Linked DNA regions of Homo sapiens: region 1 is linked to region 2. Evidence: chromatin loops called from intact Hi-C (ENCODE). Cell type or tissue: endothelial cell of umbilical vein. All regions are shown on one strand. Each heading gives the region's core, and the rest is flanking DNA. Links, peaks and the distances in the headings are about the cores only. Region 1 has its middle 170 kb from the start of TBC1D2B. Region 2 holds the start of ACSBG1 (acyl-CoA synthetase bubblegum family member 1).

The links. Peaks named below come from ENCODE experiments on the same cell type or tissue, not always from the same donor. Only the 100,000 strongest peaks of a DNase experiment are listed, where the experiment ranks them.
Region 1: a loop joins it to region 2, with 18 times the contacts of the local background. A loop is called at or near these places in 13 of 110 quality-filtered maps.

The regions. Positions count from the first base shown.
Region 1 is chr15:77,897,998-77,913,161 of GRCh38, reverse strand. It overlaps the pseudogene CSPG4P13 and the pseudogene DNM1P9. Among named protein-coding and RNA genes, the nearest start is that of TBC1D2B, 170 kb to the left of the region's middle. RefSeq lists enhancers at 7,973-8,537, 8,538-9,102. In endothelial cell of umbilical vein, for the core only: no CTCF peak of the experiment used is centred there; no DNase peak of the experiment used is centred there.
Region 2 is chr15:78,231,848-78,247,011 of GRCh38, reverse strand. It overlaps ACSBG1 (acyl-CoA synthetase bubblegum family member 1), which reads left to right and starts at 12,447. Exons shown (of 14, transcript NM_015162.5): 1 at 12,447-12,641. The coding sequence starts at 12,511. In endothelial cell of umbilical vein, for the core only: CTCF peaks have their summits at 4,717 (motif pointing right) and 5,883 (motif pointing right); a DNase peak (open chromatin) is centred at 5,901.

The DNA of each region.
Region 1 (15,164 bases), core at 5,500-7,999, 330 kb after region 2:
AAAAACTGTTAGACCAACGAATGTGGCTAATTAACAGTAGGACGATTTCTAGCCTGAGGGTTTAAAATGGACTTAAAGACCTGTTCTTGCCTTTTATTTTCTGAACTTGCTGCTTTTGCATTCTTTGAGTTCAGTTTAAAGACAGTTTAAGTCCAATTTAGACCCTCAGGCTAGAAATCATATCACTGTTAATTAGCCACCTTATTTGGTCTAACAGTTTTTCTTTATAATTCTGAAGGTGGGCTTACCTAATACATTGATAAATTATTTTGAAGGTATTTTTATATCTTCACTTTTACCCTGATAAAGATAAACGACTAGGAATGACCTTCAGATAGCCTTTAGCACCTGTAACCAATCTGACAATAATGTGTTCATCAGGTACCTGTGGATTAAATCACACACTGGCATATTTAAGCTGAATGTCAGTCTGGAAAATGAATGTACTATATTAACTGAAATACCACTCTTTGTGTAGGTATTTTGTCATATACTTAAGAAAAATTAAATAGAATGCAAATCATATGACAATAACTTAAGTCTTTCTTCAAAGTGCATGCGGTCCTTTGCAATACCTCATTCAGCCAAGTATTTGTTCTCTTCCTCATTCAGTATAAGGCAGCTTTCAATTTGCTTAGAAGGCAACATTAGAAGGGTAGAGTTTAATCAGAAACATAGAATTTTAAAGTGTGGGTTCAACTGAATAAATTTGAATTTCTGTAGGAAGAATTAAAAACCTATTTAAAGATTGCAATATATAATCATTTTTAAAGTATTTGATTAAACCTGATAGGCTTTCCAGAAATGAAAAAAAGTCAGTTCTAAAACCAAAGCTGATATTTAGAAAATGTGAAAATGTAAATCAGTGCTATCCATAGTATAGTTTCTCTAAAACTTTATCTTAAACAGTCATTTTAAAAGAATATAACTATTCAAAAACGTAACTGCTATCTTAAGTTTTAAAATAAGTTAAAACATTTTAAAATATGAATACTGTAGTTTAAAAGAAAGAAACTGGGGGAAGGAAAAGTAGAGAAATGCCAATTCCAATGCAAGGCTTTATTTGCCAAGTTTTCTTAGAATGACTTTTACCAACTGATGAATTCCTGTAAACAGAATGTATAATGGAAATACGGAAACACTGTTGCCTAAAGTGGCATTATTCACTGCTACTGTGATGCTACTGTAATGTAATAAATTATTAAATTGTTGCAAAGTGCTGTTTTTGCCTTAAAATTTTGTGTGTCTTGAAAACTATAGTATTAAAGGTATTGAGACTGCGCAAATGCTGGGCACGCTTGGCATGAGATAATCGGTTTTTATTTTTACAAAATTGTAATGTAACTATGCAAGTGTGTTTATTAAAAGAACACAAACAAAAAAGTTACAGGTATTAAAAAAAGTTGTGGGATGAAAAAGTTATGGGATAAAAAATGCTGTGGAAAAGTTGCGGCAAAAGTTGTGGAAAAAAAGTAGAAAAATGTTTTATGAAAAGTTTTTGAAAAAGTTATGAATAAAGTTACTGGATTTTTTTAAAAAACTCAAGGGATAAAAATAAAAGCAGGTCTCTGTCAGCATAAGCCCAGAGAAGTGGGGCTGGAGTCTCCATCCCTACCATGTTCTTACCAACCCTTCCCAGTCACCCCTTTACCATTAGGGTAGCAAGACAAGACCCCTGTCTAATGGGGGGAGAAAAACAGACCCTTTGCCACCTTGACCAGGGCTGAGTCCTTAAGTTTCTGGATGATGATGATTATTATTTAAGAGCCAGAGGCTGGTAGAGCTGGTTTGTTTGGAGGAGGCCTGATGGCCTCCCTACTCTCACCAAAGCAACTTTTCCCTCAGGGGGCTCCCATCTTATTCAGAGAGGCAGCTGAGGTGGGACAGTGGAGCTAACCGTAGAGCAGGCGAGGGCATGGGCTGCTGTGGTGGCCCCCCTTCCGCAGTGTACATATAGTATCTGTGTAACATTTTGTATATTCCGGGTGGTAGGGCCACCCCCTGTATAGTACCTAGCGGAGGTTGGAGCTGGCATATGAGGAGGAGGTTCTAATCATTATTTGTGGCTGGGAAACTTATTTATTGATAGCATAGGACAGAGGAAGGAGGAGGGGATGGGGTCCTGGCTGCCTTGGTGATGCGACTCCTGTTTATTTTGCTTTCCATTTTGGAATAAATGGATTTAGCCATACTGCTCAGCGTGGTGGGTTCCCATTTCCCTCACTGGGTCCTGGAGTTTGTGCCACTGAATGAAGAGCCCCAGAGTGAGCATGTCCAGCTGGGCTGTTGGGGACCTTCCAGGCCTGTTACTTGTATGCTGCCTGGTGACACCTGGTGGATTGCATGGGGACTGCCATGGCGCCTATGGGGCACAGTCCGACCCTGACAGCCAACAGGCTCAGAAGCCTGATCTAGCGGTGGCCGGGAAGACAGATACCGGCACCAAAGGGCACTGACTTCCATCCACCCCCGGCATCTTCCGTTCCGTCCCCTTGCCTCCCTCTCCTGTCTGCACCGGGTGGCCTGTTCTGTCTGTCCCTCTAGAGTGTCAGCTGCCCCGCAGGCTCCTCCAGGCTGAGTTCATGGCCCTGCCCCCTAGTGGCCAGAGCCAGCTTCACAGGATAAGAGCCAGCTAAGCTCCAGGGGCTTTCCAGGAAGTGTCCCTTGGAAAAGGTGTGGCCTTTTCACCACTCCCAACAGCACCCTAGAAATGGCTTGGCCTTTTCCCTCCCCTGAGCTCCACAGAGAACACAGCCAGCAGAGGACACATTCCCCATCATCCAGAAATGGGTTTGATTCTCAGCCAAGGGACACCAGGACTGGTAGAGACTGTCAGGCCACAAAGCTGCCTGCACAGCACCCCCATGCTTGGTGGGGGGTGGGAGGGATGGCGGGGGCTGGCTGTCCACAGGCCAGGCATGACAGGGAGGCTCACTGGAGGTGGCACACTTTGGAGGGGCAATGTCAGGGGAGAGCTTCCTCTTGCTGGGCCACAAGATTCCACAAGGACAGTATGGTGACTGATTCCCAGTGCTAGAGGCAAGGCGGTCAGCCATGTGTAGGTGTATATATATGTATGAGTATTTATAGATATTTATAGAACAGGGCAGGGGCATACCACAGAAAGGGCCCAAGTTTTCAGCAACGGTCACACCTGGATGTGTCAGCTCACCACTATGACAGACTAAGTCACAGATGAAGGGGGCTGGCTTTGGGGCTGGGGGAGCCACTGTCAAGTCACAGGACACCCGCCCAGGCAGGCTTGGAAAGGGAGGTCTCTGAGAAGAGGAGGATCTGTTTAGAGGTCGAAGTGGGGCTGGGGCTCTCGGGACGGGATGGACTTGCCTGACCCAATCAGCTGGCAGTTGGAGAGAAGCAGAGAGAAAATAGGAGAGAGAAAAGCAAGCAGAGAGCGGGTGAGGCAAGCACAGAGTACGGGCGGGCACGCTGCAGCAGCTGTGGGAGGGCCAGGGTGGGGAGGGTGCAGGTGCGGGTGTAGCAATGGTTCCTGGAAAACAGGGGCTGGAAGGGAAAGGGGAGGAAGATGGAGGGAGGAGCCGGAGCTTCACAGGTAGTGCCTGGGGGCTGTGGCAGCCCTCCCCAGCCCACACATGCTGGCCTCTCCCATGGCACCCAGGCAGTGCACCCAGAGTTCAGACTAATGCTCAGCCGCCTTGGGCTTCTCTCTTCTCTGCTCACCCTCTCTTCCAACCCACTGGCCCAGGGCCACCTCTTGCCTGGGGAGCCCCACCCAACAGCCACCAGGCCTGATAGAGAAGGAACACTGCTTAAACCAAAATGGTGAAGCTATAAGGGCTGGATGGCTGGAGTGAGTGCCAGAGGCCCCTCTGGGCGGTGAGAATGTCCAGGGTCCTCTGAAGGGACCCTGGGGAAGGCAGGGAGGGCAGGTAGCCGGATGCCACTGGCCATAGACTTTAAGAGGGGAGCCTCAGTTGGTTGCGGGGTGGGGGGGCTGCAGGTTTCATAGCTGAGGCTGGGTCCTTCCTGCTGGGAAAAGCAGAAGAGGGAGAGTCCGTGGCAGGGGAGGCGGGTGGGCTCACTAGGCGGAGCTCAGCTGGGCCAGCAGGCACTGTGGTCCCCTTGGCTGAATAGCACAGGCGACCCCTAGGAGCAACAGGCCAAGGTGCGTGAGCCTGCTGGTCGGCGATAGTGCTTCAGTGGGGGCCAGGGACCCTGCCTTCGGTCACATGCTAGCAGCTATGATGGTACCTCAGAGGGAGGGAAGGGGGCTGTGTGTCCCTGTCTGGCCTGTGAGGTGTGTTGTGGGATGACCGTGTGTATGGGACTCTCAGGGTTTTATCCTAGATCACCACTGGATTGCCAACAGATAGAGGAGGTGGGACCCTGACTATCACCCCTGCTCTGCAGTGGATTTGGCTCTCAGCACTCCCAGGCTGGGAGCTGGATACCCTGACCTGGCAGCATGACTCAGACTGCACGACAGGCACAGCATTCCTAGACCTCTGGCCGCCTCAGAGTCCAGCCCCACACACAACGCCCTCCAAGCTCCCAGCCCCTACACCATAAACCACAAGCTCTCTGTCCTCTCTGACAGCTCCAGAGAGCACTCATGTCTGCCAGCTTGGGCATGGAGCCTGTTCCAAGAGCCCCCAGGCTCAGCCATGGAGGCCCTGGGCAGTGGCGCTGAGTCCCATGGCTTGCAGGGAAGGGAGGTGAAAGAGCCAGCAGCACCAGGACAGAAAGAGGAAAGAGCAAATCTGCAGCTCCAGAAAGGAGGGGCAGGGAGCCTGGATCTGAGGTCCCAGGTGCGCCCCCGTGTGGAGCTGGTGCAGCGGGGCGGGAACACCGTTCATGCAGCAGGCGGTGAGGCATGTACCTACCATGGCTGATGCTCCTCAGGGGCCACTGATAGTGATTCTGAAAGCATCAGATCAACATGGCAGGTCACACGCATGGGTGGGGCAGGCCTGGGGTTGTGGAACACACACACATGCGCATGCCGGGGTGTGCACACACATGCTGTGAGGCCCCACAGCCGGCATGCACACGCTAACACACATGTCCACAACACACATACGCCTCCTTCCCCGCCACCTCCCGGTGCCCAGCACCCTCACTGGCTGGCACGTGCAGCACAGATCTGGGGCGTGCAGCCACTCAGCACACTGAAGCACACACATGGGCAGAGTCACAACGCGGAAGCTCACCCGCACACCGAGGCATTTGCAGCAGCTCCCTGCACACTCGTGCCTGGCGTGCTCAGAGGACCACCGGTGTTGCTCATGGAGACAGGGCTTGCTCGCTAATGTCCAGCTGTCATTTCTCCACCTAAGAGCCTTCCATGGCTCCCTACTACCTACAGCATTGAGCCCCAACAAGTCATACTCTTCGGACTTTGAAGGTTCTCCACCCTATGCCCCACCCTCCCCACAGAGCTCTTCCTCATTCCGTCTCTGTTCCCTGCTTTGGCCAGTGGCTGTCCTGGATGCGGCCCACACTACACCTCTGCCCACACTGCAGCTCTGTACCCAGATACCCTCCAATTCCTCGCCACATAATTCTATCTCAGTCATGCCCCGGACTGCGTTGAAGCCAGGCTGCCTTGGAGAAGCTCTCCCAGACTGCTCTTTTCCCCAAGGGAGGGTCATGATTTGCCAAATGTTTCGCATGTGTTAGCAAGACTGGAGTCGGAGCAGGCATTAAACCTTACATCCCATATGTCACACCTCACCATAAACCTGGGTGTCAAATACTCTGAAGAGTCTGAACTCACATTGGCAGTTAGCAAAGTGCTCCTACGGCCACATCTGCAGTTAACACAGCATCCCTATGGCCACTGTCTCCCTTGATCCCCATGGCCACCCTGGGAGAAAGGCAGAAAGTCATCATTTGATAGAAAGGATGCTGAGGCTCTGGGAGGGAAAGGGACTTGCCTAAAGCCCCAGGGTGAAGCAGCATCTCTGGACTCCCAGTCCAGTGCTCTTGCCCAGTGCTATGCTGCTTGCCTCTACCCATTTCTGTTGCTCATCAGCGCATCATAGGGCAAGCCCCAATCCCTGCCTCATTTTGGTTTATGGGCGCTGAACCCACAGCCCTACCCTACAGTCATTTGGAGACAAAAACAGATGCTATTGTTCTTTCTTAGAGAACGTGGCCAGTGGATATGGCACACTGGGAATCAGAGTGAATGTCCTTGAAAGAGGGCCATGGGCCAACAAGGCCAAGCCAGAGGATGCAGAACGCTTTTCCTTAGAAATCTTTGGGAGTGAAACAGGCTTCAGACACTCCCGTCCCTGCCCCTGCAGCCACCCCTACCACATTGGTTTAGACAGGGTAGGGTGGGGCGGGGGCAGGGGCAGGGGTGGAGGAAAAATCAGATTGCCCATGCCCCCCAGGCTCCTTCCCCAGCTGCTTCTGTCCTAGCCCAGGCCTGGTGCCATTCTCCCACTCACACTCGTGTGCAAGCCCACACACACATCACACACCTTGATGCTCACAGTCGCAGCCTGGCCTCTGCTCCTGTGGGCCAGTGGCCAGACACCCCCTGGGATGGCTCAAAGGAGTCAGGACTTGGAAATGGGGACATCAGGGTAGCTGAAGGAAATCCACACACCCAGAACATCTCGGGGTTCAGACTCTCTGACCTGAGGGAGGCTCCCCGGGGGCTGGGAGAGGAGTTGGATGGAATGGAGGATGGAGGACAGCGAGAAGAAGAAAGGAGGAGGAATGCAACGTGTGGGGCGGCCGCCAAGAGTGAAAATAGAGGGAAGCGCCATGCAAGTGCTGGAAAGAAGGGGGCAGGTGGGATGAGCCCCACAGACCCCTCCCCAGAAATGACCACCTCCGGGACTCAGCGCTCCCTGGGGGGCAGGCTCTGCCAGCTCAGCCACATGTGGCTCTGGCACCCATGGCCCCAGTGCCTTGGATGGAGACGGCCAATTCTGGTGGCCAGGTCCAATGCTCTGGAATCCAGCCCCATGTCAGGGGGACGCCTGACCCCTTCCCTGCCCAGTTCAGTGTTGTGGGACAGGGCTGCTGTCAAGACAATACCCAGTCCTGCCCTCCTCCCTGAGTGGGCCAGGTAGCCCACATAGCCTCTTCCCCGCTTTCCTGGGTGGCACTGCCAGCCTGCCCCCCTGGTGCCCATTCAATCTAGTCCTTCATATTTCTGGGGCACGGGGAAGCTCTGAGTAACGTGGGACTATAGAGTGCAAGAGGGTTGCTGATGGCCTGGTCCTGTGCCCTCCCCATTCTTGGGCATTCTTGACAAAGGCTCCCAGCAACTGAGGGTACGCAGCAGCTATAGACACCAGCCTGACAAATATCTCATTGTGGGGAGGGGGCCATAGCAGGAGTGGGGAGCCAGGGAAATACAGAACCCGGCACTGGGGGGTGTTGATGTGAGAAGCCCAAGAGACTTCATTCCACCTGTCAAAGCCACCTCCTTCCAGCTGTCCAAAGGCTCCCCATCTGAGCCACTTGCTGGGCGGGGACTTTGGCTTTGCACTTGCTGAATACCATCTGCGCCTCTCAGGAGGGAGAGTGCCAGGTTCACGAGGTCCCTGCCCAGCAAGGGAGCTAGGAAAGGGGGCTAGGGGTGGGCTCTGCCATTTTCAAGGGCTGGCGGGGGGACCCCTCTGGAGGTACTTGGGGCAGTATCACGTGCCGTGGCTCCTGAGTGACAGAGTCAGCTCTGCACCCGCAAGAACGCGCCCTACCCAGAACTCACTGTCATGTGCTGGGTCCAGATGCCCACGCAGCCTCCTGGTGGGAGCATCAGGTGCACCACCTGCCCAGGACAGCCCATGGAAGAGTCTGCCCCGCTCTGCCCTGCTATGGAACAACTCCTGTTGTGCCTTCAGGGAGAGGTGTTCATTTAAGCGATGACTGGGCTGGCCCCCATGGCACAGTTATCACAGAGTCTGCTGCTACCCATGGCTGAGAGCTCTAGTTCTTCCTGGTGGTCTCTGAAGCCACCAGGACGGATGAACAGCGGCTTCACCCTCTTGACTGACTCAGCTGCCTTTCATCAGCTCATCTGCCCCTAGGATCCACTCTGCCTCTGGCTGGCACCGGACCTGAGCCCCAGGCTCACACCTCTGCCCACAGGCCCAGCAGCTGCTTCACTTCCAACTCCATCCCCCACCAAGCACTACCCCTTGCCAGCTACTGGGGTGCCACTAGTGCCCCCACATGGTGCCCCCTCTCCAGACCCTCGGGTCTGGCTGTAGCTTCCTTCTGGAAGCCACACCCCAAGACCACAGCCCTGCTCTAGGGCCCTGTATCCCTGACTTCCTGCATCTTTCTCCCTCCTTCTGGGAACATGAACTTGCCCTGCCAGTGTGGCAGCTCCTGGAGGGCAGGACACCAGGGCCTGGACTATGGCCAGCCTGGGGGTGTCTGCTGCCAGTGATGCTGGAGCTGGCACCCATGTCCACATGATGTCCATGGCACAGCGGCCACCTGAGGCTGGGGGCATCTGAGTGGTAGCTGCAGAGTGGGGCCCTTATCTCTGCCTGAGTGAAGTTCACCAGGGCTTCCCCTGTGCTGCCCTGCTGGGTGAGAACAGCCGGCCCAGCTGGGGGCCCGAGACCACATTGTAGAGCAGGAGCTGGGGGTCGGTGCCTGCGCTGGAGCTGGCTCTGAGGCTCTGGCTGCTGAGTGGCTGGATGGACCCTGCCAGAGGCACAAGGGGCCATCACCCTTTGAGATCCAGGCCCAGGCCTGTGTTTGCAGAGAGGCAGCATGACCCTGGCATGCCACCCTCAGCTCCGCCCCAGCTCCCGGCACCCAGGAACGCCCATGATCAGCACACCCACCTGGGCAGACAGTCAGTGTCCAGCTGCCCTCCAGCAAGAGGAACACTTGCTTCTGGGCCATCACTCAGAAGAAGTGTCCGGAGGAAGTGTGCTTGTCATCAGAGAAGCCAAAGTGGATGCCTCCATCCAGGGTTCCTGGGGACAGGGGCATTGGGTCCGGCTGGCCCGAGCCGGCTCCCCATCTCAGGGCACCCCCGTGGGCAGCAGGAACCCGAGGCCCGGCCCTCAGCACCCACCTCTGTGTGAGAACAGCACGAGCCCGCTGTCCAGCTGCGCCTGCGTGAAGCTGCGCACCTCGGTGCCCGGCGCCCCCCGCAGCACTACCCGTCCGTTGCTGGGCTGCTCGATGGTGTAGACCAGATCCTCAGACCCAGAGTCGCCGTCCGTGCTCCTCAGAGCCTCCGCAGGGATGGGCGCAGTGGCCCCCTGCCACATCTGGGGACACAGGCCTGTGAAGGTTCTGCCTTGCCACACTCACCCACCCCTTCCTTCCTGGCCCTGGGCTGCCACCAGGGCTCCAGTCCTGCTGTGGCTCAGGCCCTCGGGTGGCATCGAGGCTGGCGCCACTCTGGCTCCCCTGCACAAAGGGCCTCCCACATTCACCTTCCCTGTCACCCCAGGGAAGGCCCCAGGGAAGGTCACCCTCCAGGCCCAGCCTCCCTGCTCTCCATCTGCCCTAGTCCTGCGTGTCCCTCAAGGCCAGCTTATGTCCCCTACCCAGAAAGACCCCAGCTCTTACCCTCACCAAGTTCTCACTCCCAGAAACCCCCAGCGCTGACCAACAGTGCTCCTTAATCTGTCTCACTGGTGGGGCAGGGGTCTCCTTTCAGAGCCTCCGTGTGTGCCTGGCCGGGGCTGGGCACAGGTGGGAATGGTGATTTTAGAAATGGGCCCTCCTTCCAGCTGAGGGAGGGATGCATGGCGCAGAGAGTGGGGGGCTGATGGTTGGCACTATTCTGCAGCACAGAATCAGTGTGGGATGGGCCCAGGTGCTTCCAGAGCAGTTAGGGGCCCTCCTCATGTTGGGCAAAGGGGACCCCTTTTCAGGCCTCCCACTTGCAAGCAGAGCAGGTGCGCCTGTTCCTGAGGTCCTGGTACCAGTCTTGCTGGGTCAATTACTTGCGGGCAGAGCTGCATTGGGACTCACATGCCTGGAAAACAGAGCCTTCTGGCATTCCTGGGCTTCCTCCCCCGGCCCCAGGGAGCCCTCAGGCCCAGCCCTGGCAGGAGGGGCCATAATGTGGGGGGCAGGACCCCAGCACTGGGCTCCCGGAGCAAACACGGGTGGATGGCACCACCTGGTGGCCATGCTGCCACACAGCCGTCCTGGCCTGTGGTTCTAGGGTGCTGTGTCCCACTATTCTGTGGCCTCTGCACCATGAGGCCACCCTCTATGGGCACGTCCTAGACCACCAAAGTTCCCTCGGTGCCCCAGGTCAGAGACAGCCCAAGTCAGCCCTCCTGTGGAACCTTCAGTGGCTCCTGCTGACCAGGGAGGACACACCCCAGAAGCTGGGGTTCAAAGCCCTGCCATGTGGGCTTTGTAAAGCCATGCCCTTTCTGTTCCACCAGAACTACTTTTGCAACCATGGAGAAGTTCCATCCCACGTCTGGGCCTCAACTTCCACCTCTGCAGAATGGGGGCCCTGCTCTGCTGTGGCACAAGGGGCAGGAGTTTGGGGAGCCAAGCCATGGCCTTCACTTGCTGGGGTGAAGGTGGGAAGCTTAATGTCTCCCGCCCTGATGCCTGCCCTTAAGGGTTTGTAAGTGACTCTGTCAGGTGTTCTGGTTCTGAGCCACAGGAGAAGGAACAGCAGAGCCACCTGTGGCCACTCGGAAGTCTGCCTACCGCACTTGCAAGTGTCCAGTAACAAAATCTCCCACCTGTGTTCTATTTCAGCACAATCTCACATCTCCCCTTCCAACAACCCCATGAGGCATGCGGCAGCGTCCCCATTTTGCAGAGGAGGAAACTGAGGCTCAGAGAGGGGGAGTTCTGTGTCATGAAGTAGGGGACGCAGGCCTCTTTCTCGAAGCAGAAATTGGGGGTGGTCCCAGGAATACTCTCACCTGCAGGCCTGTGTTTGTGGTGAGGACCGGGGGTTGGTCATTGACAGGCAGGACAGTGACAGTGAAGGCCACAGGATGGCTCTGGTGGTCCATCTCGGAGGGGTTAGCCATCAGGACAAAACTGTCTGTCAGTGTCTTGCTCCCGTCGTGCACGTACGTGGATCAGCTGCTCTTCCACCTAGGGGCAGGCCCAGGGATGGCAGTCAGGCCTCAGCAGCACCCTTCATGCCCTGCCTTTGGGTGCAGGAGGAGACTGACTCTTTTAGGGCTTCAGCTTCCATTGGTGGAAAATGGGGACCATAAGTTCTGGCTCCCAGAGGAGTTGTAAGGAAGAAAGAAGATACAGTATTTAAAGCATAGGTGCTTCTGAAATGTGACTCCCCGTCTCCTCTCTGTGTATAACCCCCAGACTGGGAGTCCCTGGGGCTCCCTCTACTCTGCCCCCAGAGCCGGGCTGCAGCCCCTGGGCCTCTCTCACAGGCATACCATTCTCCAGGAGAAGGTGCTTGAGGTCCATCCTCCTTCTGCAGGGCTCCATGCTGGGGTGGCTCCAGCACCTGCAGGCCGAGGCCCGGGAGAGTGGGGAAGTAGGGGCCGGCGATGCAGAGCAGTGGAGGGGCCAGGGTGAAGCTGCCACCCTCAGGGACACTGAAGTTTTGCACCTCCGGTGGGATGACAGTGGGCAGCACCTCCAGCTCCACACGGATGCCCTCGAGGGGAGCATCCAGGCCTGAGGCCACATCCAGCGAGAAGGCATCGCTCCAGGCCTCAGGGCGGGAGTGCAGGTACAGGACCCTGCCTGTGTCCACTGCCTCCTGGGAGAAGCTCTGCACGGGGTCCAGGCTGGGTGGCTCATCTGCCAAGGCGCCACGTGACACCATCACCAGGTAGCTGGCACTCGGCGGGCTCTTCACTGAGAATATGATGTCTGCTGGCGGCACTGCCTCCTGGGCTGCCTGGTTAAGAGGTCATGAGGACTCACATGACCACAGAGGGGGTCTCAGAGGGGTCCACTGTGGCCCTAAGCAGCCGGAACAGGCTTGATCTTGCCCCACTTATTCCTCTAGATATCACTGCTCATTTAGACACACAAACACACACGTGGGTTCACACACACAGCCGCCAGACATGCAGCTGGTCACAGTTTTTGTTTTTTGAGACAGGGTCTCACTCTGTCACCCAGGCTGGAGTGCAGTGGTGTGATCACAGTTCCCTGAAGCCTCAACTTCCCAGGCTCAAGGGATCCTCCCACCTCAGCCTCCCAAGTAGCTGTGATCTCAGGCACATGCCACCAGGCCCAGCTAATTTTTTGTATTTTTAGTAGAGATGGGGTTTCACCGTGTTAGCCAGATGGTCTCGATCTGAGCTCGTGATCTGCCCGCCTCGGCCTCCCAGAGTGCTGGGATTACAGGCATGAGCCCCCGCACCTGGTCGTGCCCGGCTAATTTTTAACTTTTTGTGTAGAGATGGGGTTTCACTGGGTTGCCCCGGCTGCTGGTCACGTGTTAATGCCCACCCCACACACGGTTGCAGGGGGTCGGTCACACAGCTTGAGAGGCACTCCCTCAGGGAGGTGCATAATCACATGTCCCCAGACTCAGTGACACAGACACACAAGTTCATCATACGCTGACGCGGTCACACATGTACACATGCGCGTGTGCACACGCACACACACAGGTCCCCCTGCTCAGGATCTGTCAGGCCTGAGGCTGGTTTGCAGGCAGCACCTCCCCAGCCCCTGCTATTACCACCCAGGACCATCAGAGGGCGCCCCGCCCCACCCCCCTGGAGGCACAGCCGCCTTCAGCTCAGGCCCTACAGAGCTCACGCCCCAAAGGCCACACGGGCTCCCTCACCTGATGGGCCAGCCACAAGAGGCCAAACCACCCCCAAACTCACATTCCTGTTCTATGCCTTTGCCCGGAATGTTCCTTCTGCCTGGAATACCACTCCCCATTCTCTGCTCCTGATGGCCTGTGCTCTTCAGAGCCCGGCCCAAACGCTGCCTCCTCCCACGAGGCCTTCCTGACTCCAGATCTGCTGGCTTGCTGTCGGCCCCAAGCTCCAGACATGCAGACCAGAAGGGTCTCCGAAATGAGCAGTGTAGGAGAGTAAGGCCAAGAGCGGGCAAGGACTGGCCTGAGGTCACAGGGCAAGTCAGTGAGCCTGCTGGAGGGCCCGTGGTTGCTCTGTGGGGTTCCTGGGTGGGCAGAAGCCCTTGACAGACCTCCTAGTCCTGGTCTGGGCTCTGAGAAAAGAGTGGGGGACATGAGGGTCTGAGGAGTAGCGGCCTGCCTCCACGGTCAGCAATCCCCAAAGCTCAGGACCCGTGATGTCCTCCCAGGGAACTGACTGCAATGGAGATTCTCGGGCTCCACGTCAGAGATTCTGTAGGGCTGGGTGGGGTCCAGGAATCTGCATGCTCAGCCATGTCATGGACATGAGTGGACACAACCTCTGGAGGCGCACACAACTCCCAGGAGGATGGGTGTATAGCAAGCTCCCCAGAAACTCCTGGGAGCACAACATATACGGGAGCACATCTGAGGCACGTGCACACATGCAACCTGGAGCCACCACAGCCACAGCCCAAGTCACACGTGTTCCTGGCATGGAGGCTGGGCGGGAGGCCCTCTACCTGGCCCACACCCCCGCTCACCACATCCAACTCCTCACCTCCAACTGGTCCCTTCTGATCTCAGCTGCCTCTCCCTGGAAGACGTAGATCTTCTTGTGCCGGACCAGCTTCAGCGGGGCCAGTGGGCCCTCTAGGGCAATGGTCACTTGTAGGGTGGCATCCGTGTGCACTGGCCCCATTTCCACAGAGAAGGCCATGGTGTCACGGGGGCTGAGGCTGCTATTGTGGCTATAGAGAACGGCCCCATCCAGCAGGTCCTGCTGGGAGAAGGCAGTGGCTGGCTGACCAGCCCAGAGTAGCTGTCCCCAGCGAGGGCCAGCTGTGACGTGGTAGTGGACCTCATCTCCATTGCGGATGTCGAGGCTGGTGTCCAGGTGGAGCACGGCCATGTCGATGGTGCCCTGGCCTCCTTGAGGGACCACAAGGCTGGAGCCGTTGGCCACACGGAGGTAGGGCTCCGAGGCCTGCACCTCCAGCAGCACAGTGGCCTGGTGTTGCCCATCGGACACCTGCAGCTGGATCCCGCCATGATCAGCCCAAGTGCATGAACAGTACTCGCCTCTTCCTGAGGTCCTCCTGGGTTAAGCAGTAGATGGGCCGCGTGGGCTTATCCATGGCCATGATACTGCCAAAGGGAGGTCCTTGCGGGTGAGCACCAGCTGGGCGTCAGCAAAGCCTGAGTCAGCATCGCTGAAGGCCACGTAGTCTGTAGTCAGCAGCCGCCACCCACCCTGGGCCACATGGAAGATCCGGCTGATGGTCTGCACAGGGGCGTGGTCATTCACGGCTGATGGCCACTCGGAAGACACCCCGTACCTCCTCCCAGGCCACGTCACCACTGCTCTCGCCCTGGCGGGTAGCAACAAATGGGATATCATCTTCCGTGGTCTCGGAGTCATCATGCTGGTAGACCAGCCAGCCACGCAACAGGCCTCCATTGGTGAAGGATGTCACCATAGTGGTCTTGTCCTGTGTCCCATGCCAAGCCAACCTCCCATGGCGGGGCCGCTCCATGACCTCATAGAGGTAGCTGGCACTGTTGAGACTCTTGACAAAGAGGTAGGCAGCAGAGAGGACACTCTCACCACCCTCAGGCACCATGAGGGAGGACATTGGTGAGGATGTGAACGTCTGGGTCATCACCAATGTGGATGGAGAGGGTACAGAGCAGGGGGAATGGTGGAGCTGTGACATGGAAACAGAAGGTGTCCTTGACTGCCTCCGAGGCACGTGCCATGGCCCCATAGGTCACCCGGCCAGCCTGTACATCATCCTAGGTGAAGCCCTGACCATCTGACAGCCTCGTGCCCTGTAGTTGAAGGTTGCCTTTCCTGGGAGCCTGAACTACCTCATAATGGAAGGTTGGGAGGCTTGGGCCTGCCTCCTCCAGGGTGGCCTCCAGGTGGGCTGTGGTGAGGGCCTCCTGATGGGTGTTCTGAGTGTGCAGTGGCTCCAGCTGCAGCATCCACATGGTGGCTCTCTGGATGGTCACTGGGAAGGACAGATTGCTCAGGATTTCCTGGCCCACCTGCACCTCCAGGGCCAGGCTCTCCATGGTGTCGTCAGTGTGGTGCTGTGGGTCGGTGCTCAGGTACCTCACGCGGCCCTGCTCCACATCCCGCTGGTGAAATGCCTGTGTGGCCCACCACTCA
Region 2 (15,164 bases), core at 4,540-7,039:
TCAGTCCCATACACGGCTGGTGGCTCTGACAGGTGGTGTTGCTTGGGTGCAAAGCCTGGCTCTGTCATTTGCTGCCCCTTTGGCCACCTTAGGCAAGTTAATATCTGTGTGTCTTAGTGTCCTGGTCTATAAAAAACGATAATAGTGGTTTTGATAAGGTTGCATGAGGACTGAATGAGAGAATGTGCATAAAATGCTTTAGCACAGAGCCTGGGACACAAGAAAAACTTGATTTACAAAACAGTATTGTTTCATTCGCTGGTTATGTCTAAGGCTCACTTCCTAGCTGGAGTTCTAGTAACTTCTTACGAGAGGTGACAGCGTGCTGGCAGTCCTCACAGCCCTTGCTCGCTCTCGGCGCCTCCTCTGGCTGGGCTACCACTCCGGCGGGACTTGAGGAGCCCTTCAGCCCACCGCTGCACTGTGGGAGCCCCTTTCTGGGCTGGCCAAGGCCGGAGCCGGCTCCCTCAGCTTGTCGGGAGGTGTGGAAGGAGAGGCGCCAGCGGGAACCGGGGCTACGGCGAGGCGCTTGCAGGCCAGCTGTAGTTCCGGGTGGGCGTGGGCTTGGCGGGCCCTGCACTCAGAGCAGCCGGCCGGCCCTGCCGGCCCCGGGCAATGAGGGGCTTAGCACCCGGGCCAGCAGCTGCAGAGGGTGTACTGGGTCCCCCAGCAGTGCCAGCCCACCGGCGCTGCGCTCGATTTCTCGCTGGGCCTTAGCTGCCTTCCCGTGGGGCAGGGCTCGGGACCTGCAGCCCGCCATGCCTGAGCCTCCCACCCCCTCCGTGAGCTTCTGTGCGGCCCGAGGCTCTTCGACGAGCGCCACCCCCTGCTCCACAGCGCCCAGTCCCATCGAACACCCAAGGGCTGAGGAGTGCAGGCGCACAGCGCGGGACTGGCAGGCAGCTCCACCTGCAGCCCGGGTGCGGGATCCACTGGGTGAACTCAGCTGGGCTCCTAAGTCTGGTGGGGCCTTGGAGAACCTTTATGTCTAGCTCAGGGATTGTAAGTACACCAATCAGCACTCTGTATCTAGCTCAAGGTTTGTAAACACACCAATCAGCACCCTGTGTCTAGCTCAGGGTTTGTGAATGCACCAATCGACACTCTGTATCTAGCTACTCTGGTGGGGCCTTGGAGAACCTTTATGTCCACACTCTGTATCTAGCTAATCTGGTGGGGATGTGGAGAACCTTTGTGTCTAGCTCAGGGATTGTAAACGCACCAATCAGCGCCCTGTCAAAACAGACCACTGGGCTCTACCAATCAGCAGGATGTGGGTGGGGCCAGATAAGAGAATAAAAGCAGGCTGCCCGAGCTAGCAGTGGCAACCCGCTCCGGTCACCTTCCACGCTGTGAAAGCTTTATTCTTTTGCTCTTTGCAATAAATCTTGCTACTGCTCAGTCTTTGGGTCCACGCTGCTTTTATGAGCTGTAACACTCACTGGAAAGTCTGCAGCTTCATTCCTGAAGCCAGCAAGACCGCGAGCCCCCCGGGGGAGGAATGAACAACTCCAGAGACGCCACTTTAAGAGCTGTAACACTCACCGTGAAGGTCTGCAGCTTCACTCCTGAGCCAGCGAGACCACGAACCCACCAGAAGGAAGAAACTCCGAACACATCCGAACGTCAGAAGGAACAAACTCCAGACGCGCCCCCTTAAGAGCTGTAACACTCACCGCGAGGGTCTGCGGCGTCAGTCTTGAAGTCAGTGAGACCAAGAACCCACCAATTCGGGACACATAGGTACGCCAGTATTATTCATCCCTGTGCCCCCGAAGTGTTCCCTGCAAATGATAGGTGCTTGTTAATTTGTGTTGGAGGGATGGATACATGGTCACATTTATTCATGCGCATCTGTCTGAGTGTGGTCAGACCACGAGGCCAGCAGAGAAGCCAGGCTCCTGTGGCTCCAAGCTGAGCAGAAGTGGCAGTTTAGCTGAGAGTAGCAGGCGGTGGGGGAGTCTCCATGGACTATATGAGGAAGTTGGGGAATGTGGGGGTGTCTAGAAAGGCTTCCCAGAGGAGATAAATGTGGGAAGCTGGAGTGGGAGGAGGCGGTGGGGTGTCTGCAATCTCTACCTGGGCCCAGCCCTCAAGTAGCAACTAAAGGGCTTTGTGTCTCTTTGTGTCACTCTCTTTGGCCTTCATGGCCCTGCAGTGTGAATGTTCTTTACCGAGATGTTCAGGCTCTGAAGGACATCAGAGATGCTGATGGTTCCTGGGGATGGGACGACTCTTCTTGCCAAGGACCCTCCTGAGTCCTCAGAGAGGGCTGATCAAGGCTGACTCCAGCTGTTCCCAAGCATCCAGGATGGCAGCTCTTCTCCAGGCTGTGATAGGGGCTTTGCTCTATCTTGGAGTGGGGGCAAGGTCTGGTTGGGTTCTGCCTGAGAGAGACCCTCATAAATAATGAAGCTCCCAAAGTCCTACCAGGCAAGAGTGGTCTATTGGGGTGATCAAATTCCTGTTTGGGGAGAAGGAAAAAAAAACTTTTTTAGAGCCTTGGGTAACATGACAGAAAAGAGCACGAATTCATTCAGCTGTAACTGCCCTGCACGATGAGTTCCTCTGGTCTCCTTGAGAACAAGCAGAGAAAGGCCCATTCCCACGGTCAATGCAACCACCACGCACTCATCACCCTATAGCTGCAGAGCCCTCCTCTGAGCTCTTGCCCCACCCTTGGCCCTGGAGATAAGAGGCCTGGGTCAGAGGTCACCCTGTGTATGTTCTGAAACTGGCTTACTATGGCACGTTGGCATGCCGCAGCCCTCTCAGGTCCCTATTTGCACAATGGAGGGTTATAATAATGCCTTCTGGCAGGACTGTCATGAAGCACACATGAAGCCTTGGAGGTGAATGTCTGGCATGGCTCTGGACACCAGTGTCTCCTCCTTCCCCTCTCCTCCCTTGTTCTGGAAGTCCAGGAAGCACCTCTCACACCTGAGTGCAAACTCATCTGGGCACTCTTTTCTTCCCAGCAATTGCCCTCTGGACATCAACAAGGAGGGTGGGGGCAACACTCAGCTGGAATCTCAGAGGGCCCCAGCCTGGCTCAGCTGAAGATGTTCCCCCAGCCCCCCATTTCCTGGCCTTAGAAGTTTGTCATTAAGTAGGACATGGGGTTTGAGCAGGGGAGCAAGTTCTTCATGCTTGGCTGTCCAGCCCCTTGGTGAGCAGCACTGATCTGCCCCAGCCTGTGCTGGCCCTGGCTTCTGGCTGTCTGGGCCGTTTGCCAGGACTCCTGGGCCTTGGCTTCCCATTCCCAGCCACATCCGCTGGCCCAAGCCGAACCTGGAGGGGTCCCCAGATTCAGAAAAGATACCGCTTTCTGAGGTCCCTGATGTTGGGGGTCTGTGCCAGAGGAAGTTATTCCCAGGTATTCCCAGGCTAGTGCTCAGGCGCTGAGAAAGGAATTTGCATATCCCCTCCCCCTGCCACACCTCCTCTGTCCCTGTCTAATCCACAAGTCCTCTCCCTCGCCCTGGCCAGGTTATTTCCTCTCTCAGGGCCCCAGTTTTCTCATCTAAAAGGAAGGCAGAATGCTAGAAGTGTTTCTAAGCCCTTCCAGGTGTGACATTCACAGACCCCATCTGGGCTAAGTGCTCACTGGGTTTCTGTTCAATCAATGTAGTCATTTACAGGTGAGGAAACTGGGCTTCTGCGATGTGGAGGCTTCCCCCAGGGTCATGCAAGCTGGAACCAAGTCCTGTTGACTCTCAATCCAGTGTTCCTTCCCCAGCCTCAGGCCACTGCCTAAGGTCAGGGGCAGCCAGCGTGGAAGGTGCAGCCTGGGTAGCAACAGACATCCTCAGCTGCGTGGCTCTGTCGTGATGAGATCCCTGGAGAGTCATTCAAATCTCCATTTTTTTTGCCAATGAGCTGCCTCTGTCCCAATGTCCAGAGCATTCTCAGGCCCGAGGATACTAAAAACAGCGAAAACTTTTTTTTTCTGTTTTCTTTTTTTTTTTTTTTTGAGACGGGGTCTTGCTCTGTCATTCAGGCTGAGTGCAGTGCCACAATCTTGGCCCACTGCAGCCTAAAACTCCCAGGCTCAAGCAGTCCTCCCCGCTTCAGCCTCCTGAGTAGCTGGGATTATTGGCATGTGCCACCATGCCCAACTAATTTTTTTTTTTTTTTTTTTGTAGAGACAAGGTCTCTAGGCTGGTCTCAAGCTCCTGGACTCAAGCAATCCCCCCTCAGCCTCTCAAAGTGCCAGGATTACAAGTGTAGGCCCCTGCACCTGGCAATGAATTCTAACTGGATGTTTACATACCACTCTAAGTGCCTTCAGTAGACTTAACTCACTGCAACCTCATGAACTAGGAATCATGACTCCATTTTACAAATAAGAAAACTGAAGCACAGAGAGGTTAAGTCATGTATCCAAGGTCAAACAGCTTATAAGCATCTATCTCATCCCAGATGCTCTAGAAAACAGAGCCCAAGGCAAAGTTTATGTCCTAAGGCTTTATTGGAAGTGGAATTCTAGGGCACAAGAATCAGGGAAAAAAAAAAGACATGAGGCAGAAAAGGAAGGAAAGCAAATAAATAGAAGGTAGTTGCATTTCTGAGCTGTTCTTCATTGCACAAGGAAACATAGCTCTTTGCTATGTCATGTAGGTGACCCAGACAGGTTGTGTGTGCTGCACTTTGGACCATTCTGTTGAGGGGAGAAAGCCGGGGAACTTACGGCTGTCTTCCTATCCCCGGTCTCTCCACAGGAGGGAGCCAGTGCAGAGTGAGCCATGAGATTCACTCCCTCATAAGGGAGGTGGAGAAGGGGGATCCTTCCCAGTGGCAGAGCACCCCTCGCCCCTTTGTGTTTAGTTATTCACCCTGTCCTGCATTGCACCCATCATCTCGTGGTCCTTTTTGTCTCTGCTGGTTTCAGTTAGGGGTTCTGCCCCTGGTAATCAGGACTCTCCATTTTACAGAGGAGGAAACTGAGACTCAGAGAGGTGACTTGGCTTGGGTCATGGTGCAAATCCAAAAACCAGTGTGTTCCACCCCTGCCCTATATGGTGCAGATCTGGAGAATACGGGTCACGTGGCCCTTGATCCAGGTCTTTCCAGGTGAGAAAAGAAGGTGCCTCCTCTGCAGAGGTTGCCCAGACATCTGGGTTCCCTCCCTTCCTCCTCCTTCCCTAATCCTCCAAAGGCCTCCATCCTCCGTGGTCTCCATTGCCCACTCCCAGCTCAGTCCTGGCAGGTTAGAATCCTCTATGTGCTACGTTCTTCTGCCCCTCCTCTCAGGAAAGCTCTGCCCTGGTGACCCATAGCTCAGAGAATGTGAGTCCCTGGGAGAGGAGTTTGAATCTCCAAAAATCTCTGGGTTTTATCTATTTTATTTTATTTATTTTTGAGACAGAGTCTCTGTCACCCAGGCTGGAGTGCAGTGGTGCAACCTTGGCTCACTGCAACCTCCACCGCCTGGGTTCAAGCAATTCTCCTGCCTCAGCCTCCCGAGTAGCTTGGACTACAGGCACCCACCACCACGCCTGGCTTATTTTTGTATTTTTAGTAGAGACAGGGCTTTACCATGTTGGTCAGACCGGTCTCGAACTCCTGACCTCAGGTCATCCACCCACCTTGGCCTTCCAAAGTCGGGTTTTATCTAGAGCTGGAGGATACTCTGATCCCAGGACTCACACCCCACCCACTCGATGTAGACAGGGCCAGAGGGGACACAAATGCAGCCCAGAGCCTCAGCGCCCTCTGGAGCACAAGGGTCTCCCAGCCGGGCCCCAGACTCGATGTCCAGAGCACACTGTGGTGGCTGCCGGAGGCCTTCTGGGGGCAGGGGAGGAAGGACGGCTGTTTCTGGGGATGGAGGCAGTGGCGCAAGATCCCAGTCCTGTGGAGACCTGGGTGGGTGGGAGGCGCTCTGGCCAGCAGGGGTCAGCAGAGGCCCATTGTTCTCCTGCTCGTCCTGCACCCAGAGACGACTGCGAGGCCTCAATCCAGAGCCCCAGGTGCAGTATTTTGAAATTTAAAAAGAAAAAAAAAATCGTCTCCTGGTAATACATACGCATGATAACAAAAAAGTGGCCCAGAAAAGCTAATGCTGAAAACATACAGCAATGACCCTCCCACCCAAGCCTTTTTAAAGGCTTTTAAAAACAAAAACAAAACACTTAATATCTCTTTGTTGTGGGAGGCAGGCTGATTGCTTGACCCCAGGAGTTCAAGACCAGCCCGAGCAACATGATGAGACCCCCCCCTCAATCTCTCAAAAAGAAAGAAGAAAAGGTAGTTTCATGTTAATTTCAACATGCATTGGGAAATATCTGTATATATTTATATAACAAGTTCTTCAATTGCTTAGAATAAAGCTATTTCATTTTTAAATTATAAAATGGAGTTGAAAAATAGTAAATAATGTACTATACCCCTGGGGAAACCAAATATGGCAAAACTAATGAAGGTGGTAAAGAAATTGATTGGAAAATAGTGGTCTTGATTTTTTTTTTTTTTTTTTTTAAGAGATGGAGTCTCACTCTGTTGCCCAGGCTGGAGTGCAGTGGCGTGATCTTGGCTCACTGCAACTTCCGCCTCCCGGCTTCTAGCAATTCTCCTGCCTCAGCCTCCTGAGTAGCTGGGATTACAGGTGCACAGCACCACGCCAGCTAATTTTTTGTATTTTAGTAGAGATGGGGTTTCACTGTGTTGCCCAGGCTGGTCTCGAACTCCTGAGCTCAGGCAGTCAACCTGCCTCAGCTTCCCAAAGTGCTAGGCATGAGCCACCACACCCAGCCAATTCTTGAAGTTGAAAACCAGTGAGGGCAGCAATCACTTCGATGACAGTAGAGGCTGGTGCAGAGGCATTTGGCCTTACACGCATAGCAGGCACAAACTTCCTCAATCGACAAACTCAGGTGGGCAAAACTGCAGTTTTATTTTCTGTAACTCAATGGAAAAAAAATTTTTTTTACAGCTCTCCACCCTTCCTCCTAATGGCAGGACATTTAATCTGTTGGTTTTGAGAGACAGGACCAGCTGGATTTCCTAGGCCGACTGAGAATCCCTAAGCCTAGCTGGGAAGATGGCCACATCCACCTTTAAACACGGGGCTTGCAACTTAGCTCATACCTGACCAATCAGGTAATAAAGAGAGCTCATTAAAATGCTAATTAGGCAAAAACAGGAGGTAAAGAAATAGCCAATCATCTATTGCCTGAGAGCACAGCAGGAGGAACGACAATCGGGATATAAACCCAGGCATTCCAGCTGGCAACTGGCTACCCACTTTGGGTCTCCTCCCTTTGTATGGGAGCTCTGTTTTCACTCTACTAAATCTTGCAACTGGTGGGGCACGGTGGCTTACGCCTGTAATCCCAGCACTTTGGGAGCCTGAGGCGGGCAGATCACGAGGTCAGGAGATCGAGACCATCCTGGCTGACATGGTGAAACCCAGTCACTAATAAAAATACAAAAAAATTAGCTGGGCATGGTGGCGGGCTCCTGTAGTCCCAGCTACTCGGGAGGCTGAGTTGGAGAATGGTGTGAACCTGAGGAGGTGGAGCTTGCAGTGAGCCTAGGTCACACCACTGCACTCCAGCCTGGGCGACAGAGCAAGACTCCATCTCAAAAAAAAAAAAAAAAAATCTTGCAATTCTCTTCTGGTCCATGTTTGTTACCGCTCGAGCTGAGCTTTTGCTCGCCGTCCACCACTGCTGTTTGCCGCTGTCGCAGACCCGCTGCTGACTGCCATCCGTCTGGATCCGGCAGGGTGTCCACTGTGCTCCTGATCCAATGAGGCACCCATTGCCGCTCCCGATCCGGCTAAAGGCTTGCCATTGTTCCTGCACAGCTAGGTGCCCAGGTTTGTCCTAATCCAGCTGAACGCTAGTCACTGGGTTCCACGGTTCTCTTCCGTGATCCACGGCTTCTAATAGAGCGATAACACTCACCACATGGCCCAAGATTCCATTCCTTGGAATCCATGAGGCCAAGAACCCCAGGTCAGAGAACACAAGGCTTGCCACCATCTTGGAAGCGGCCCGCCACCATCTTGGGAGCTCTGGGAGCAAGGACCCCCCGACCCAATAAGAGTTTCGCAAAAACTCGGTCATTTTCAAGTTTAAACTTAGTCAAGTCCTAGCGTCCCATTTCTAGGAATTTATCCTAGAGATAGACTAGCTCAAGTACGAACCACGCAAGGATAAGATTATTCATCACAGCTTCATCTGTAACAGCAAAAGACTGAAAACAACCTAAATGTTCATCCTACAGAGCTGTTGAAATGCATCTCGGGCCAGCCCTTCCATGGAATGCTGTACCTACCCCACAAAAAGAGAACCAGGAAGTTCTCCAGGCAAAAATATGAAAAGTTCTCCAGCAAATGTTGTCAAGTATAAGAAGACACGAAACTGTGTATGCCATATGTTAGCATTTGTATATATCCAAGATATTTCTAGAATGATGCAAAAAAGAAATTTTTAACAGTGGTGGCTCTGGAGAAAAGAAATGAGTGAAGGATGGTGGGGAGAGGGACAGAAAAGTGGGAGGAAAATTTAATTTTTACTATGAAGCCCTTTGTACTTTTTAAAACATTGTATTGAGGTGAAATTCACATAACATTAAATTCACCATTTTAAAGTGTAGGATTCATGGCTGGGCATGGTGGCTCACACCTATAATCCCAGTACCTTGGGAGGCTGAGACAGGAGGATCCTTTGAGGCTAGGAGTTCAAGACTAGCCTGGGAAACATAGCAAGACCTTGTCTCTCCAAAAAAAATTTAAAAATTAGCCAGGCATGGTGATACATGCCTGTAGCCCCAGCCACTCAGGAGGCTGAGGTGGGAGGATCACTGGAGCCTGGGAGTTTGAGGCTGCAGCGAGCTACGGTCGCACCACTGCGTTCCAGCCTAAGCAACAGAATGAGATCCTGTCTCAAAAAAAAAAAGTGTACAATTCAGTGGCATTTAGTACATTCACGGTGCTGTGCAACCATCATCTCTATCTAGATTCAAAACATGTTCATCACCCCAAAAGGAGACCCCATACCCATCAAGCAGTTAGTCCCCTTTGTACATTTTCATGTTCCACTGTATCAATCAGGGTTCTTTCTGCAAGAGATGGCCCCTTAAAAGTGGTAGGTGAAGAAAATGAAGGGACAGGTGAGGACAGTGTTAAGGGAGCCACAGGGGATGGTGAGGCAGCTGCAGGGAGGTAGACACTTCTGACCTGAAGGAGCTGGGGAGGAACTGTTCCCCCTGAGGCCAGAGCTGGCTGGAGGGGCTGCTGCTGCCAAAAGTGTGGCCAGCCGGGAGGGAAGGAGAGGAATAAAAACTCCAACCTTTCTTTCTCTCTACCTTCTGCTGTCCTGCCACCACCTGGCATTGGCCTGACAACCAGAGGCCAGAGGCCGGGAGCCCAAGGGAGGCTCACACAGGGCAGCTCTGGGGACAGAACCAGGGGAGAGAGTAGAGAGGGAATCTGGACATAACTGGCATATTGCTTGTATTTATTTTTCAAAATGAAATGAACCATTTAAAAAGTTCAGCCAAATCAGACTCCACTACAGCCTGACCTTTTCAGCACCATGTCCCAGCCTTGAGCTTCTGTTGATATATTGCCTTTGTCCTGGTTCCCAGGTGGGGTCAGCCCTCCTCGCAGTGACTGCAGAATGACCTTGTTCCTATCAGCCTCTGTTGCCAGCCCACCAACTTTCTCCTCCAGCAGCCACCTGACCCTCAGTTCACTGCCTGCCCTGGCGAGAGGGTGTGCCGGGCCTTTTTGCTTTTGGTTCCTTGAAGCCATCTTTTCTCTGTGGCCCGCGCTGAGCACTCTGGGGCCCTGTCGCTTTCTTGGGCCACCTCAGGTCCCTGATATGCTCAGACCTGGAAGATCTGCCCAAGGGAGGTCTTCTTAAGGCCCTCCCCAGGGCCTTGCTTCTGTTTGGACTCTCTTCCCCTTCCTGGTTCCCTGGATCTATAAGAATCTGAGGGATGGGGAAGGAAGGGGAGTTGGGAATGAACAACTTACACATTTTTCCGAACCTTCCCAGGCTTTCATATTGACCAAGGCTTTTGAACTTCAGAGCTGAGCATTCTATGTCTTTTTCTCTGATTATGATTCTCCTCGGGTGGGGAGACACTGACTTGTCACTTACAGTGGTGACTCATTCGATCCCTCCAATCAGCCCATGGGCAAAGGACTCCCCATCACCTTCTCACGTCCAGTTGGAGCTGGTGGCCACTTTGGCCCACCTCAGGCCATCACCCTCATGATTCAAGCAGTTAAAACTGAGGCCAGGAGAGGGCCGAGATCTGCCCAAGATCGTGGTTGAGGGCGTGTCAGTGGGAGATTCAGGCCTTGCAGCTAGACCCCAGACGACCTGCTCAGTGTACCTTCAACAGCATTAGGAAGGCAGCATTTGGGGGCCTGTGGCCTGTGCCCTGAGTTTGTTAGAAGGCAGCCCAGCTTTTTCTCAGTCACCTGCCTTCACCAGACAGCATCACCTGTGGCCCAACTGGACCTATTTCTTCTTGGGGACATCTCATAGGTATCCCCACTAACACCTCCTGTACACAATGTATATGGATTTTAATTGCGTCCCCCAGCAAATTCATGTCTACCCAGAGCCTCAGAATGTGATCTTGTTTGAAAATAGGGTCTCTGCAGATATAGTTAAGATGAGGTTCTTTGGCATCAGGGAAGGCCCTACTCCAATGACTGGTGTCCATGTAAGAAGAGAAAATAGGAACATAGACTGCTATGGTGGGAAAATTCCCAACAAATTTCATATGTTGGAAACTTAACCTCAAAATTCATATGTTGATTGGAAGTTGAGCCCTTGGGAGGTAATTAGGGTTAGGCAAGGTCATCAGGGCGGGGTCCCATGTTGAAACTGGAAACTTTATAAGAGAAGAAAGACCTGAGCTGGCACCACGCTCTTGCCCTCTCACCATGTGATGCCCTCCACGTTATGATGTAGCAAGAAAGCCCTCACCAGATGCTGGCACCTTAATATTGGACTTCCAGCCTCTAGAGCTTTAAGAAATCAATTTCTTTGTGTGTGTGTGTGTGTGTGTGTGTGTGTGTGTGTGTTTTGGTGTTTTTTTAAATTTGTTTGTTTGTTTTATTTTTGAGGCAGGGTCTCACTCTGGTTGCCCAGGCTGGAGTGCAGTGGTGCAATCATGGCTCACTACAGTCTCAACCTCCCAGGCTTGAGTGATCATCCCACCTCAGCCTCCCAAGTGGCTGGGACCACAGGTGCACACCACGGCGTGGCACCCAGCTAATTCTGTTTTATTTTTTGAAGAGACAAAGTCTTACTATGTTGCCCAGGATGGTCTTGAACTCCTACGCTCAAGCAATCCTCCCACCTTGGCTTCCCAAAGTGCTGGGATTAAAGGCATGAGCCTCCGCACCCGACCTATTTTCGTTATGAATTACCCAGTCTGAGGTATTCAGTGATAGCAACAGAAAATGTACTAAGGCATAGACACAGAGGAAAGACAGCCACGTGAGGACAGAGGCAGAGGCTGGAGAGATGCACATGCAAGCCAAGGAACACCCAGGATGGCCAGTGACCCCCAGCAGCTGGGAGAGAAGCAAAGAAAGAGTCTGCCCACAGCCCCCAGAGGGAGTGTGGCCCTGCGCACATCTTCATTTCCAACTTCTGGCCTCCAGAGCCGTGGGAGAATACATTTCTGTTGTTTGAAGCTATCCAGTTTGTGGAACTTTGTTACAGCAGCCCTGGGGAATGAATACATGGTCTTAGAGGGGAGACTTTTGGTATTCAGAAAAAGGCCTTGTCCTGTGTGAATTTCCCATCTCTTTATGGCTGCCTGAAACCCCCCCGCCCCCCTTAACATGCTTCTTTCCTTTAGAAGAAGGGACAGATCCAGGCTTCTATTCATGTGTCCCTGGAAAGTCACATTCCTCGGTTGCCTCTATCATGTCTTCAGTGCAACTGCTTCTATAGACCATGTGGCGTGGTCTCAGTGTTGGAAATGTCTCCTTCCTTCCCCCGGGGTGGGCTCCCTCCTTGGGTCTCCAGCCTCCATGCAGGACCTGGGGGAGGGGGACTGAGTGGGTGAGATCCCTCCCAGGGCAGCATTCGGCAGACCGCAAGTCAAGGTTGCAGAGTGTATGCAGCCAGGGGTAGCAGCCACTTCAGGATCTGGGTCTGGATTTGTGCTGAGAACCACTATGACCTTTTAAAGCCAGTGAGGAGGTTTTCTGGGGGCCCAGAAGCCCTGAGCCCATTGGCCAGACCTCCTGGGAGAAGCGGAGCGGATTTGCATCAAAAAGAACACTGGCTTCATTGAAATTCTCCTCATCTTGAGAGAAACAAAACCACAAAGAAAAGGAAAGTTTTAATTCTGAGAAACTTCACTGAGGAGCAATTTTTTTTGAGCTTCTAAAAATAGAGAGGAAATGAGCCTCTTTGGGTCACTCTAGTTGCCGCCTCCCCTGCCCCATGCCCACCCCCACTGCTCACTCAAGGCTAGCCTCTCTCAGTGGGTGACTGAGCTGTCTTCAGTGGAAGCCCGAGGCAGATGCCACGCAATTCTGGAGCTGGATACGGCTGCCCACACGGGGACCCCAGCATGCTGGACAGCAGAGAGACCCCACAGGAGAGCCGGCAGGACATGATTGTGAGGACCACCCAAGAAAAATTGAAAACCAGGTAAGTCATTGGTTGGGTTTCTGCACACTGCACCTGTGGGCCGAGTTCTAGACTTTGCTCTGCTGTGTGAACTTGGGCAAGCTGCTTCTCTCTCTGAGCCTCAGTTTCTTCACCTGGGAAATGAAGGGAAGGATCTGGGCGATCCGTAAGATGGAAGAACTGGTCATTTGGAGGGCTACTTAGCATGGCTAAGAAAGGCTCATCAAAGAATGAGGCACATCCCAGGGGTATGAGCTGGGGCTGCAGTTGGAGACCAGTTGGATCTCAGTTGGATGGAGGAGGAATTTTTCAGTCAAGAATGTTTCCCTGTCTCCTCAAGGGGGACTTTTGCCTGCGGGGGTCAAAGACAGATAAGTTTTGGTGGGGACCCAGAGGTTCCCGCTCCAGTTTGCTGCGTGACCTTGGCAAGTGCCTTTGCCCTCCGTGGGCTGTAGCTTCCCTGTCTGAATATGAGTGCAGTGGCTGAGGTTTCCCTAAAGCCCTTCCACTGTATATATTCCAGTAATCTGTGATTTAGAGGAAGTGGATTCAACGTATCAGGCATTCACCAATGCCCACCCTGGCCCAGGCCCTGTCCATCCAGGGAGTAGGGGATCCTGAGAAGATGAGACTCAGTCCCAGCCCTGGGATGCCCTGGCCAGAAGGCAGGAAGAAGGCAGGCGCACGCGCACACGCACACACACGGAACTCCAGGACCCCAACATCTGTGATTTGTGTCCAGGAGGGGCGCAGGCGAAGGGGCAGAGAGAAGGAGGTTTCTAACTGGGGCGCCTGAGATGGACCTTGACGGTCAGAGTGGAGCCAAGAGCAGTGGGCAGAGAGAACGACCTAACAAAGCAAGACAGGAAGTTTGGGGATGGGAGAGGTCTGGGTGGCGGAAGCATAGAACTGGGGAGGACAGGGGCTAAATACCAGGGTCCAAGTCCTCTGTAGTAATGGGGAGGAATTGCCAGTGTCTGAGCTACCAAGACTACAGCCCCTGTCCTGATGGAAGGTTATGGGGAAGGAAGATAGAGGGAAATGGGAACAGATGTTAATGCGCCTCAGAGATGCAGAGGCCCCTCCGAGGGCTGGCATCTGGGCCCTGCCCTGGGTCTCCAGAGAACCCTGCTAATCCAAAGTGGACTCCTGTTCTTCCAGAAGCAGGGACTCTTCCCTGCAAAGCCTCCAAGAGCATGAGGGCAAGCCCCTCCCTGGGCATAGGTCAGGTGCACAGAGGGTCAAGGGCCCCTGGAAGAAAGCTGGACTGACTTCCTCACCCAAGGGCAGATTCAGGATCTCCTCTGGGCCCCGGTGTCCTGGCACCTCCCCTCCTCCCTGGGGTCTGTGGGCTCAGAGAGCAGGAAGGCCAGGCGAGATGCTCAGAGGAGCACATCGAAATATGTCCAGAGGCCATGCATGATGGCTCATGCCTGTAATCCCAGCACTTTGGGAGGCTGAGTCGGGTGGATCACCCAAGGTCAGGAGTTCTGAGACCAGCCTGCCCAATGTGATGAAACTCTGTCTCTACTAAAAATACAAACAGCCAGGTGGTGGTACGTGCCTGTAATCCCAGCTACTCAGGAGGCTGAGGCAGGAGAATTGCTTGAACCCGGGAGGTGGAAATTGCAGTGAGTCAAGATCGTGCCACTGCACTCCAGCCTGGGCCACGAGAGCAAAAGTCCTTCTCAAAAAAAAAAAAAAGAAGAAAAAGAAATAAATGTGCCCAGAGCAGGGGTAGACAGGCATGAGGACAGCCAGGGCCAGGGGAGTCTTTGAAAACAAAATCAAGGTCTGCAGGATCTCAGGGTCTTCTGCTCCCTGTGAGTGAGGGGCCAAGTGGGGCTCAGGGCCACAGGAGCCTGTGTCTCAGGCCTGTGGTGAAAAGGGGTGGCAGAGGGTCCTGTGTGCCCTGCAAAGCTCACAGAGGACTGGGCTTGTTTTGCAGACATCACTGAAGGAAAGTAGGCAAACTTGAGGCAGAACCCTAGGCTTGTGCAGAGAAGGACTCCCTCCTGAAAGGGTAAATGGGTCTTGGGACCCCGTAGGGAAAGAGAAAGGCTAAAAACCCAAGAGTTGGAGTGTCAGTTCTACTACTTTCTTGCTGAGTGACTTTGGATACATTGTTTAACCTTTCTGAGCCTCAATAGCATCCTCTGTACAAATAAATATACAACGCCTGAACTTCATTGACATTGCAGAAAAATTGGGTGGATTCCATCAGCTAATGTGTATGAAAATGTTTTCAAAGCATAAGAGTTACCCATCACAGGCATAGTAACTCTCATAGCAACACTCTTAGCAGCAGGCTGGAGGTCACATGCCTTGGGTTCCAGTCCAGCTCTGCTCCTAACCCATTCTGTGACCCTTGGCAAGATACCTTCTCTGAGCCTCAGTTTCCCCATCTGTCAAACAGGGAAGCTAAACCTGCTCTGACATTCTTGCAGAGCAGCTGTGAGAAAAGAACTTAATTCTTGTAAAACATTGTTCTAAAGTCAGAGAGAGCCAGGTGCAGTGGCTCATGCCTGTAATTCTAGCACTTTA